Regions from separate parts of the Mus musculus genome. Here region 2 is linked to region 1. Evidence: chromatin loops called from intact Hi-C (ENCODE). Cell type or tissue: heart. All regions are shown on one strand. Each heading gives the region's core, and the rest is flanking DNA. Links, peaks and the distances in the headings are about the cores only. Region 1 has its middle 23 kb from the start of Cdrt4os1. Region 2 holds the start of Cdrt4 (CMT1A duplicated region transcript 4).

Region 1 (5,377 bases), core at 269-5,268:
GTGAAATGTACTCTCCAGACTTGTATGTTTAAATGCTTGGTCCCCAGCTGGTGATGTTGAGTGGGAGGCTGTGGAAACTTTAAGAGGTGAGGCCTGACTGGTAGAAGTAGGTCAGTGGGAGTGGACATGGAGGGTAACAGCCCCTCCCTGCTTCCATCCAGTCTTTGCTTCCTGGTTGGCCCTGCGAGATGTTGCACCACAAGCTTCGGCTACAGACTATCCCACTCTGGCTACCACGTTATGCTCACACAACGGGCTTCACCCTCTAACCCCGTGAACCAATAGGACTCTCCCATCCACAAGCTGCATCTATCATAGTGAAAGGAAAGTCACGTACTCTGCTTTCCTTCCCTGGGAGAAGAACCTTGACTTTTAGCTGAGCCTACTGCTGACCTGGGTCCTTTTGACCTCTTCGACCTTAGGAATGGCCTGGAAACAGAGATGTGACCACTGAGACAAGAGCAGGAACACCATGTGGGACTTCCTGGAATGAAGGCTGCTGACACAGCTACAGGGTGGGTGAGAGGGGGTTCTGTCCCCTTTGTTGCCTGGAATGAGGAGGTTCAGCAGAGCTTCAGAGGTCAAGGGCTGGGTGGTGAGAAAGACATGTGCAGCCCTATGTTCTGGTAACCTGATACCAGGAGTCATCCACCAGACCAGCCTGAATTGCCCACTTCTGGATATGTTTTTCTTGCAAGAGAAATTACAGTTCTGATTTCCCTGAGTCACGGTTGACTTGAGGGTTTTGTTCTGTGCCTCTGATCCGGGCCCTAGAGAACTGGCTTACCCTCTCTTCTGTTCCCATGACCCCTCAGTGGCCTGCTGCATTCTGCTAGGATTATCTTTCTATGTTCCCATTCTCCCTTGGCTGAGAATTCGGTGAAGGAGGAACCATATTTTAGTCCTCCTCAGATACCTCCTACCTTCCTTCCCAACACAGAGCAGGCACCTATTTAATTTTTTTTTTTTTTTTGCATGTTTACAGGAAACAATTCCAAGGGAAGACTCAGAAGCTAGCAGGAGTTGGCACACTCTGTGCTCTTTGTCTCTGGAGTAACTCTTCTCTCTATAGATAACTCATGGTGACAGGGGCTGGGACTCCCCTTGATGGCCAAATTGAACTAGCTAGGATCAAAAGTATGGGTGAGAACAGCCATTGTTGGCACTCTGCACACCCACCCAGAGCCTTCCCCCTCACTCATAGAAAACAAAGTCAGGGCTTTGTTTAGGCAGAGCGCAGTTACATTTCTGAGTTCTCAGACACCAACAAAAAGTTTAGGGGTGGAGAAACGCACCCACCCCGCCTCCTTTATTCCTTGCATTTCCAAAGCTGTATTTACCTGAGGCATCCAAAATTCTGAGAACATTTGGCCGCCACCTACCCTTTCAGCAGCCACGCATCCCACCACCTCTGAACTTTCTGCTGAATTTAGTCTTTTATTTTTTTCCTGTAGCCTAGCTTACTTAATAAAAATAATTCCTCCGGTAAATGGCAGGCACTTTGCACCAGCTGGGAATATAAAAATAAGTTGTGATCACATGCAGAGTTTCTGTATGAGATATACACTGGGCATGATTTGGATAGCCATTGTATGTGCTCATGAGCCACACACAGTAAGTAGTCTCAAAGGAGAAACACTTGAATTCTGAGGCCGTCGGTACAGGGTTTTGGGGAGTAAAGGTGTGGTGCTGGCACTTGGAGGACAAGCAGAGATCACCTGGAGAATGAGGGAGGGCTGGGTACTGTGCAGTTGAGAATGGGCTGAGAAATGCCCTAGAAGGCCTTGAGTGTGTGCTGTTATTGTTCCATGGGGGAAGGGTGCTCAGAGGTGAGGCTAGACTGGACAGCCTACACAGCATTCCAGTCTGGCCTTTTCCCTTGCAGATAGATTGCTAATAGGGACAGTTTTTGCTGGTGACACACTGCAGTGCCCACGCTTAACCTGCTCTAGGCCGGTAACTCTGGCAGGACCACAGAGGATGCAGGAGGACAGGGGAGAAGAGAAGCTCTGGACAAACTCTGGGGCAAGAAGGCATGATGGACAGGAGTGGGCAGGCAGTAACAAGAGGAGACAGTGAGGCCCTGGGGACAGCAGCACTTGGTGCCTAGTGAGCATGGGTGATAGTTGGGGCTCTTAAACAGAGTGTGTGGTTGGTAAATTTGAGGTGGAAGACACTCCGCTATCCCCGCTTTTGTTTGATATTAACTCTCTTGAGAGATGAGGTTATGGGTAGAGGGAACAGGCTCCTGAGCCACAGGCAATGCCTAGCAAAGACTGAGCACAGGGGAGATGTTAACTCTTTGTTTTCCATTGTCATCCCTACCCCTGCCCCACCCAGCAGGATGCTAACTCAGAGTGACCTCAGCCTTCTTTAGTGCCCCGAGACCATGCTAACCTCTCATTTTCATATGAGAGCCCAGAGCAGAAGACATGTCGTATGCAGTTGGCATTGCATGAGCATCTCTGAAGTATGGGGATGGACACTTGTCTCCTGGCCAGCAGATGCCCCATCACATCTTGGTCAACATGTTGAACATCAGAGGAGGCCCAGCATATAAATGCCAGAGCATGAGGAGAAGGGATGAGAAAAATGTTACTCCCGTGAACTAAAAGGATTCCAGGATAGCACACTGCTATCAAACAGACAAATCCAGAAAGTGTCAGCTGGACTCAGGGGCAAGGAGAGGGGCACAGACACATGCATAATAACTAGAGCCACAGAAAGAGTTACCTGGGCCAGATCCATGCTTTACCAGACCAATCTCTGGGGTAGCTTTTCATATGCCCATGTTCCCTGGAAAGAAGAAGCTGGGGGCTAAGTGTAGCAGCAAATAGCTAGAACACAGTGTATGCTGAGATAATTAGCCATTTATGCTGCTTCATGAACACACATCGAGAGGACCAGGTGTGGATGGCTTGGGTATATCTATCTGTTTTCAGAAAAATCTGTTAACAGAGAAGAAAGAAGCTAAGGGAGCCATTGGAATCTGGATGACTGGGCTGATGCCCAAAATCAAGGAGTGTCCTGGCTGTGGTGGCTAAAACAGTGTCATCTCTCCCAGAAAACTGTCAAAGTGGCTGTTGCCAAGGACATCTCCTGGCGGCTGTGTCCCTGGGCTCAGGGAGGATGGCGTAACACTGACTCAGCTCCCTAAGTCTGCACTGGCAGTGCCTCGTGCTCCTTTGCATCTAGTACTGGGCAAAGGGTACTTTATCTGGATGGCTCTCGGCAGTAAGATCTGCTGGTAACGTGCTAGAGTGCTTGAACTAAAGTAGACTTCAGGGTGAAGTGGCTCGGCTCGCCCTTGGCTAGAGAGGAAGTGTCAACCCAGCACGACAGTGTGACTCATGCTCAGAACTGTGTCCCAGCCAAGGAGAGCTGTGCTGTAGCCAGAGATGGGTGGCCCGAATAGCATCTAGAAAGTCTGTCTGTATTCATCCAGCCATGGAGAGGAGAGCAGGGAAGAGATGCAACTGACAGACAAGTCCCCCAGAACCCTTCTGATATAGCAATGGCCCACTAGCACACCTGTCACTAGTCAGCAAGGCTAATTCTCACCATTCTGGGTTCAGCTCCACAAAATTCTCCTGGCCACTATGCCCTAGGGTCCTTGAAAGTAACACAGAAGTTCCTTGAAAGGTGCTATGGGTCTTTTGAGTAGGCCTACTCTTATAACCCTATATCCCTTGACACATCAGGCACTCTGAGTCTGGTCAACTGAATCATTTGCCCCCAACTGGAATGACTCTATTTGCATCCTTCTGTAAGATTCTTCCGTAAGAGCTGATTGAATCTTCTCATTATTACGTTTTGATGACAAGCATCAGCTAGCTTCTCTCATCTGATGAATTTGGGCCAGAGTTCTCTGATTTCTTTTTTTATTTAGTGAATGCAGGTTAATGCCTCACAGGGCATCAGCCATGAAGACCAGTCACGTATGAAGAATCAAATCATAGTCTATTGCCTGGACAGCAATAGTGTGTTCTCAGGTCACCGTTTTCTCTGTCCTACCTTCTTCCAGGTGCCTCTCCTCACTTTGTTCCTGTGCTCAGGGTCTAATGGGTCTCCTTATTCTTTCTTTCCTAATAAAACTCTTCTCAAAGCTAACTTCCTAGGGAGATGTGTTAGAGCAATGTTGTGGGGCTTAGCTGTCCTCTTCACACAACACATGAAAGGGAGGAGGTGCGGACTGAAAGAATGCCTACACAAAATCACCTTCTCTTCCAACAGTTAGAGGTAGCGTCATCGTCATCGTATATGGCTCGCTATGCCTTAAGAGGAGGCCCCTCCCAGGGTGCCTTTCAGCCTCTGGGAAGTCTGTATTCCTCAGGGCTCACTGCTTCCTCACACACAGACTACTCTGGATTTCATCTTGTCCTTGTAAGAAGTTGCATAATCGTAGGCTGTCACATAAATACTCGTAGACTATAATATAAACAACACCCAAAGCCTCTTGTTCTGTGCAAATATGCAGTGTGATAAACATTGGCTGGATGGATAATGATTGCTTCCAATTTGCCAGCTGTCTGGATCTTGGTCAGGATTACTGCTGAACAGTTTCTGACATATAAAACATGGACTGTTGAGTGGGTTCACATGTAATGATTGCAGAAGAATGGGTTGGTTCTATTGAGCAAATAGAAACCTGTTACATGGTAGAAGTTGAGGGGGATGCTGACATGTAGGTCAAGAGCTCGAGCCTCTGTCTGCATGGAGATGATTTTCTAGAGTCAGTTGTATTTTATTCCATGGATAACTCGTCTCACTCTGAATATAACTAACTTGAGGATTTGATCCCCAGTCTACCAAAGAGGAATGAGGTCAGAAAACACAGCTCGTGTCTCACATGCTGTTAGATCTGACCTTAGATCTGTCTGCCTACAACACCAGGGGCATTTCTGCTCCTGGTAATCTTTACAAGGTCCTGTAAACTTTCCTATGAAATAGCAAAGCACCTTCTTGAATGTGCCCACCTAAGCTGAGCAGGGAGTGCAAAATAGCTGCTACCCAGAGGCTGAGGGCTTCCACAGCCTAGACATGGCCTGGGGTCTCCCTGCAGTATGAATGTGGGTTGGGTGGGGGAGTCAGACTGAGAAGAAAAAAGCTTGGGGACCAGATGTCAGGAGACAAGTTGTCACATCTGATTGAAGGTTGGTTTCTAAGTTTCTCAGAGCCCCAGAATAACAAGCTGGATAGTAGTTCTTCAGTCAATGAGACAGTAGGCACTGTTTAGGCGCTCAGGTGGGACCTGATTGTATAATCTGAATGTATTCCATGCCACTGAACTGTCCTTTAAAAATTACTAAGTTAGTGCATATATTTTATACCAAAGCCAGTAGAAGAGACATAAAACAATAAATTCAAACAGAAGAGG
Region 2 (5,377 bases), core at 290-5,289, 78 kb after region 1:
TTGGGCATACAGATGTATAGCACCATGTCTAACCTTATAGATACTTAGTAATAAAGACATGAGCTAGGCCTGATTGGACATTTTGGAGGTTCTCCATTTTGTTAAGACTTAGTTATGCATCTGTGGGATATCTTAGTATATGCCCTTCCAAAGAACAATAAAATATAATGAGGTATCAATATAAATATAAATGTACAGATATAAATATAGATGTGTATGTGTATGAAAGCACTATTATAAACCCATTTCTTTGTATAATAGTAAAAACTTTAAAATGAGTAGAAAATATATTTTTTAAATGATAAAAGCCCTTACCTCCAGCCTCCATGGAATACATACATACATAGATGCTTTTGTGTGGTTTGGTATGTACTTATATTTACATGACATTGTTAACCCTGACTATATAGGACAGTCATTTGGACATTTTGTTTTTGTGACAAAGTCTGTTGTATAGCCCTGACTGGCCTAGATTTCCCTATATAGATCAAACTGACTTCAAACTGAGAGATCGGCTGTGTCTGACTCCAAGTGCAGGATCAAAGGTGTGTACCACCACACTTGGCTCTCATTTGGCCATCGTTATAAACTGTAAGCCTCAGGCTGGAGAGATGGCTCAGTGATTAAGGGCACTAGCTGTTCTTTCAGAGGACCCGGGTTCGATTCTCAGCATCCCTGAAGCAGTTTACAACTGTCTATAACTCTAGTTCCAGGGGATCTGACATCCTCACATGTACATACAGGCAAAACACCCAGGGGTAGACCTTAAACATTAGTGTGTGTTGGATAGTCTCAGGTGACAGGTGATGTGAACTGTGATCTTGAACTCCTTTAACCAAGTGGAAGAACTGTCCTGAAAAGGGCATGACCCATAGAGTTTGGGTGTGTACCTTTGACTTCCTGACTAGCCTTCCCTCTTTGTCAACACAAGTGTCTGACTTGGAAGGAGGGGACCCATCAATGGTACCTGAATAATTCCTGGGGTTCCACGTCTTTTTCTGGACCTCTTGGCTACTTTCTAGCCCAGAGAGGCTGCTTTCTGGCCTAGAGATCATTTTTGGTATCCTGCAGCCCCCTGAACTCTAGGTCCCAGATCCCTTGTTGTCCTCTGTCTGTTGCAGTCAGCCATGGTCTTGCTGCTCCCCTGAGGTGGTTCAGTAGCCAGGCATCTGTCACGGTGAGTAGAGGCATTGTGACATCAGCAGTTGTCAGGTTTCCCTGCCCTGAATCTTCTCCTCAGGGAGCTCACTGGCCGAAGACATAGTCATTAAAGGTGAATGTTAGGGCAACCCATCCTTGACCTAGACAGAGAGTCCAAGACCAGGCACTCTGCATAAATGACCTCATTCGGGGTGTTCAGACTCAGAGAATGAAGAAGATACCGGCTTGAATCTCACTTCCAACAAAATTACTCTGAACCAGACCTGACCAGTTCTGAAGACAAGTGAGTCCAGGAGTTCAAATCCTTTGTGCCAAGATCAACTAGAAAGCCAATAATGGTGCATATGACTAGGTCCTCTCCCCAGCCACACCCTACATGATAGTCTGGCTCCAAGACCTGCAGTGGAAACAAAGAATTGGTTGCATTAACAAGGTACTTTGGGAGAAATTGGAGAGAGAATTTTTATCTTCAAAGACATTGGACGGCACTTAGGAGACAGACTGGAGAGCTCTGCTTTTAATCCTCTAACCCTAGTCACAATTTTATGTCAAATGTTTCTTGATGGGACCATGTTTCTTTTCCTCTGCTCTCAGGCTTACCCTCAACTTGTCCAGAAGGGATCTGAAGCTGCACTTCTGAGACTCAAACAAGCACGTGATCTGTCTGCAAAGCAAGTACCTGGCCTTCCTCAGAACCATCACCATTTTCTAATGCTGGCTTCTCCAACTCAAAGCCCAGGCAGAGCTCTTATGATTATTCTGTTTACCTGCTGGGATTCTTGCCTCCCTCTAGATTCTAGTCCCTCCTCAGTGGTGGTGCCTTCTCTTTCATCAGCTTTTGCCTGAATCAGCTACACCACAGATTCACCGAGCTCCTTCTTTCCAGCCTCGAGTGTCTTCACTCAGTGTTTCTAACAGGCTCCTCCCTTTTCGCATTGAGGAAGTACGAATCCTGTGAGAAGGTGTATGTGAAGAGGTGCAGGGAGGCTCAGATTTTGGGTAGGGCGGGATTTGTGTTGAGCCAGCCAGGCTGGGGAAGTTGGTGGGCATCCCTGTGTCTAGCACAGATCTGGTTGGAAGTACAACAGATGGGGAGGTAACTGTCATAGGATTCCCCAAAACTTCCAAACTCCCTATCCATAAGCCTCCTGTAGAGTAAAGGACGCTCAGTTGCTTGTATAGTATAGATAGTATAGTATAGTATAGTATAGTATAGTATAGTATAGTATAGATACTGATCATGTGAGATGGCACAGGACCTAGGACAGACAGACCACTGGAGAGGCTAGAGAGATGCCTGCCCATGCACAAAGTACTTTAGGAGGCCATGACACTCAGCTGGTCCATGTCTATGTCACTCCTGGCCAGACTCCAAACCAAGAAAAGAAAATCTGTAGCCTGAGTTGTTTGCCTCCCACAGGGCTTGCCTGGCCTTTGGCTGCTGGCTGCAGGGAGATGCATTTTTCCTTCCTCTGTGGGCAGCAAATTCCCCACAAGTCAGATGCTGTGTATGTGGCCTCACCACATGCTTCTACTGAGGCTTTTGGGTGCCTCCTTTCTTTTATAAGAGTTGCCTATAATGGTGTCTCTTCACAGCAATAGAAGAGTGACTAAGACAGGTGGACCATCCTTAACCCGAAGTTTGAAATGCTCCCAAACTTGAAACTTCTTGAGAGAAGACATGTTACAAGGAGAGAACTTGACTCATGACTTCATGTGAAAAGTTAAAATGCAGTCAAAATGCAGATATACAGAATTATCTTTAGGCTGTCCTCATACAATGTATATGGACAGTCATACTTTGTGCTTAGACTCATTCCCAAGACCTCATGATGCATGCAAATACTTCCAAGTCAGAAATCCCAAATCCCAAACCCTCCTTGTTCCCAAGCACTTAGGATCTGCAGTGTTCAGCCAGCTTAGCACTGCTCTTTTCTACAGTTAGTGATACAGTTAAACTTGCAAGTTGGGCACCATAGGAGACTAACCGCTCTCATACTGTCAGGCTGTCTTCATAAAGTACTGTTACTTGTGAATATTTGTCCATGGGTCACTTACTCATTATCCAACAAACAATTCCTACTTAAGTAGGAATTGAGTATATTCATTATCTACTCAAAAACACTTTAAAATTGATCACAAGAGGCTTTATTTAGCACTTTTAAACTTAACACAATCAAACTCTCATATGATGTAAACAGTAGAATGACCCTAGACATATTTCCAAAGCTTTACATGAGGGCTGGAGAGATGGCTTGGTGGTTAGGGGTGATTGGTGTTCTTGCAGAGGACCAGGGTTCAATTCCCAGCACCCTTGTGAAGGTCCACAGCTGTCCCAAGATTTCATACAAAGTTTGGAAGATGTGAAAAAAATACAATTTTTTTCTATAGATTTCCCCCGTTGTTGCTTGGTTATTTTACATAAATCCCACAACTGTTTCACAGCCTTTTCTTGGGAATACTTTAAGTCTTGAGCACCCAATATCCAAGAGCAGGAGACTGGTTATAGCTGAGTTCAAGAGCTACCTGGAATAAAGACAACACCCAGATGGACCTCACCAGCTGGCTTAAAACTAAGAGTAACTGTTGGTGCTTTTCTAAGCCCCACCCCACCCCCAACTCCTGAATAATAAACACAGAGGGTTATTTATTAATAAACGAATGCTTAGTCCTTAAGTTAGGCTTGTTCCCAACTAGCTTGTAACTTATTTTAACCCATTTATACTATCTACGTTCGGCCACATGGCTGGTTACCTCTCTCAGTTTCATACATCCGACTTCCTTGGAGTCCAGGTGGTGAGTCTCGTGCCCTTGACTCTTTCCCAGAATTTCTATCTCTTCCCAGAATTCCCACCTTCTACTTCTGCCTTTGCTATAGGCCATCAGCTTTTTATTTTATCCAATCAGAGGGTGCCTTAGGCAGGCAAAGAAAGATAGAGATGTGTCTTCACACACAGTACATTATCCCTACAATGTAGTGTGTAGTTTTGGCTACCCTGCTTTAAGCTCTGGGTGGACCATGCTACCAGTCCTGCCCAGCTTCCCTCAGATCCATGGATAAAACACACACACGAATTAACTTATTTTAATATGCTTTAGCTCAATAGCCAGGCTCTTCTAAGCCTTCCTCAGCTATCTCAGCCTTCTTTTCACTCCCAGCCCAGCACCTCGAATTCTGACCTTTACTTACTTGCCCAGTTACCTTCTCCTTGTTTAGCCCCACTAAATCTGCTCCCAGTTTAATTATCTTCCTTTCTGTTTTTAAAAGATTCATTTTATTTTATGTATATGAGTATACTGTAGCTATCTTCAGACACATCAGAAGAGGGCATCGGCTCCCTATTACAGATGATTGTGAGCCACCATGAACTCAGGACCTCTGGAAGAGCAGTCGCTGCTCTTAACCACTGAGCCATCTCCCCAGCCCTTAATTATGTTTCTAATAACCTGCCTGCTACCCCAGGCCTAGTCAGGGAAGTGACCAATGACCACTCTGCCCTAAAGCTCACATGGGCAGTGGCTGCTCCTCTCTCTGAATTGCTGAGAAATTTTTCTCCTCCCTGCATCTGCTAGCCTGCCTGTGGGGGAAACTGAAAGTCCCACCTATTCCACCCATTGGCTGCTAGCATCTTTATGAATTAATTAAGAACCAGCTGGGGAACAGGACCTTCAAAGTTCACACACAGATTTCTGATCAGAGCATCAGAAACACCTCCCTCCACCTACAACTAAAATCTAGCATGGAAATGTGAGTGAGAATCGACTCTCAGGAAGGTTCCTAAAGGCAGGGGCAAGGGTGCCTTGTGTTGTCTTTTCCTTTCTCACTTATGAAATGCAGGCCCAATGGCCGAAGCTGGTGTCATTTGTACCATACATCGAGGGCCAGCCAGTCTCACGCTGGACCATAGGCGGATGGATACTTCCATGAGAGCCAGGTTTTCTGCCGCTCACAAGTGAGCCTAATGTCCCCTGAAGCAGCACAGTGCTTTCCCTCTCCTCATCCCGAGCCTTCCAGTCTACAGTCAGTGTGTAAGCATTTCCTGAACTAAAGACAGGAACAGAATCAACTATCAAGATGCACAGAAACCAACTTTGGGAACCTATGCTGGAGTTAGAGGCATCAGTAAGAGATACCAATTCTACCAGACCATCAACATCAAGGGAATGAATACCTCAAACTAACCACTTAGACTTAAGCTACACTGTAGATGGCGAG

The links. Peaks named below come from ENCODE experiments on the same cell type or tissue, not always from the same donor. Only the 100,000 strongest peaks of a DNase experiment are listed, where the experiment ranks them.
Region 2: it touches region 1 in a loop (2.0-fold over the local background); 1 of 42 quality-filtered maps calls a loop at or near these places.

What each region holds. Positions count from the first base shown.
Region 1 is chr11:63,024,700-63,030,076 of GRCm38, reverse strand. No RefSeq gene overlaps it. Among named protein-coding and RNA genes, the nearest start is that of Cdrt4os1, 23 kb to the right of the region's middle. In heart, for the core only: no CTCF peak of the experiment used is centred there; DNase peaks (open chromatin) are centred at 786, 3,246 and 4,486; H3K27ac peaks cover 1,444 bases.
Region 2 is chr11:62,946,972-62,952,348 of GRCm38, reverse strand. It overlaps Cdrt4 (CMT1A duplicated region transcript 4), which reads right to left and starts at 1,156. Exons shown (of 2, transcript NM_025496.1): 1 at 968-1,156. The coding sequence starts at 1,055. Cdrt4os2 (a long non-coding RNA gene) reads left to right here and starts at 970. Exons shown (of 2, transcript XR_388729.3): 1 at 970-1,594; 2 at 1,756-3,551. In heart, for the core only: no CTCF peak of the experiment used is centred there; a DNase peak (open chromatin) is centred at 2,608.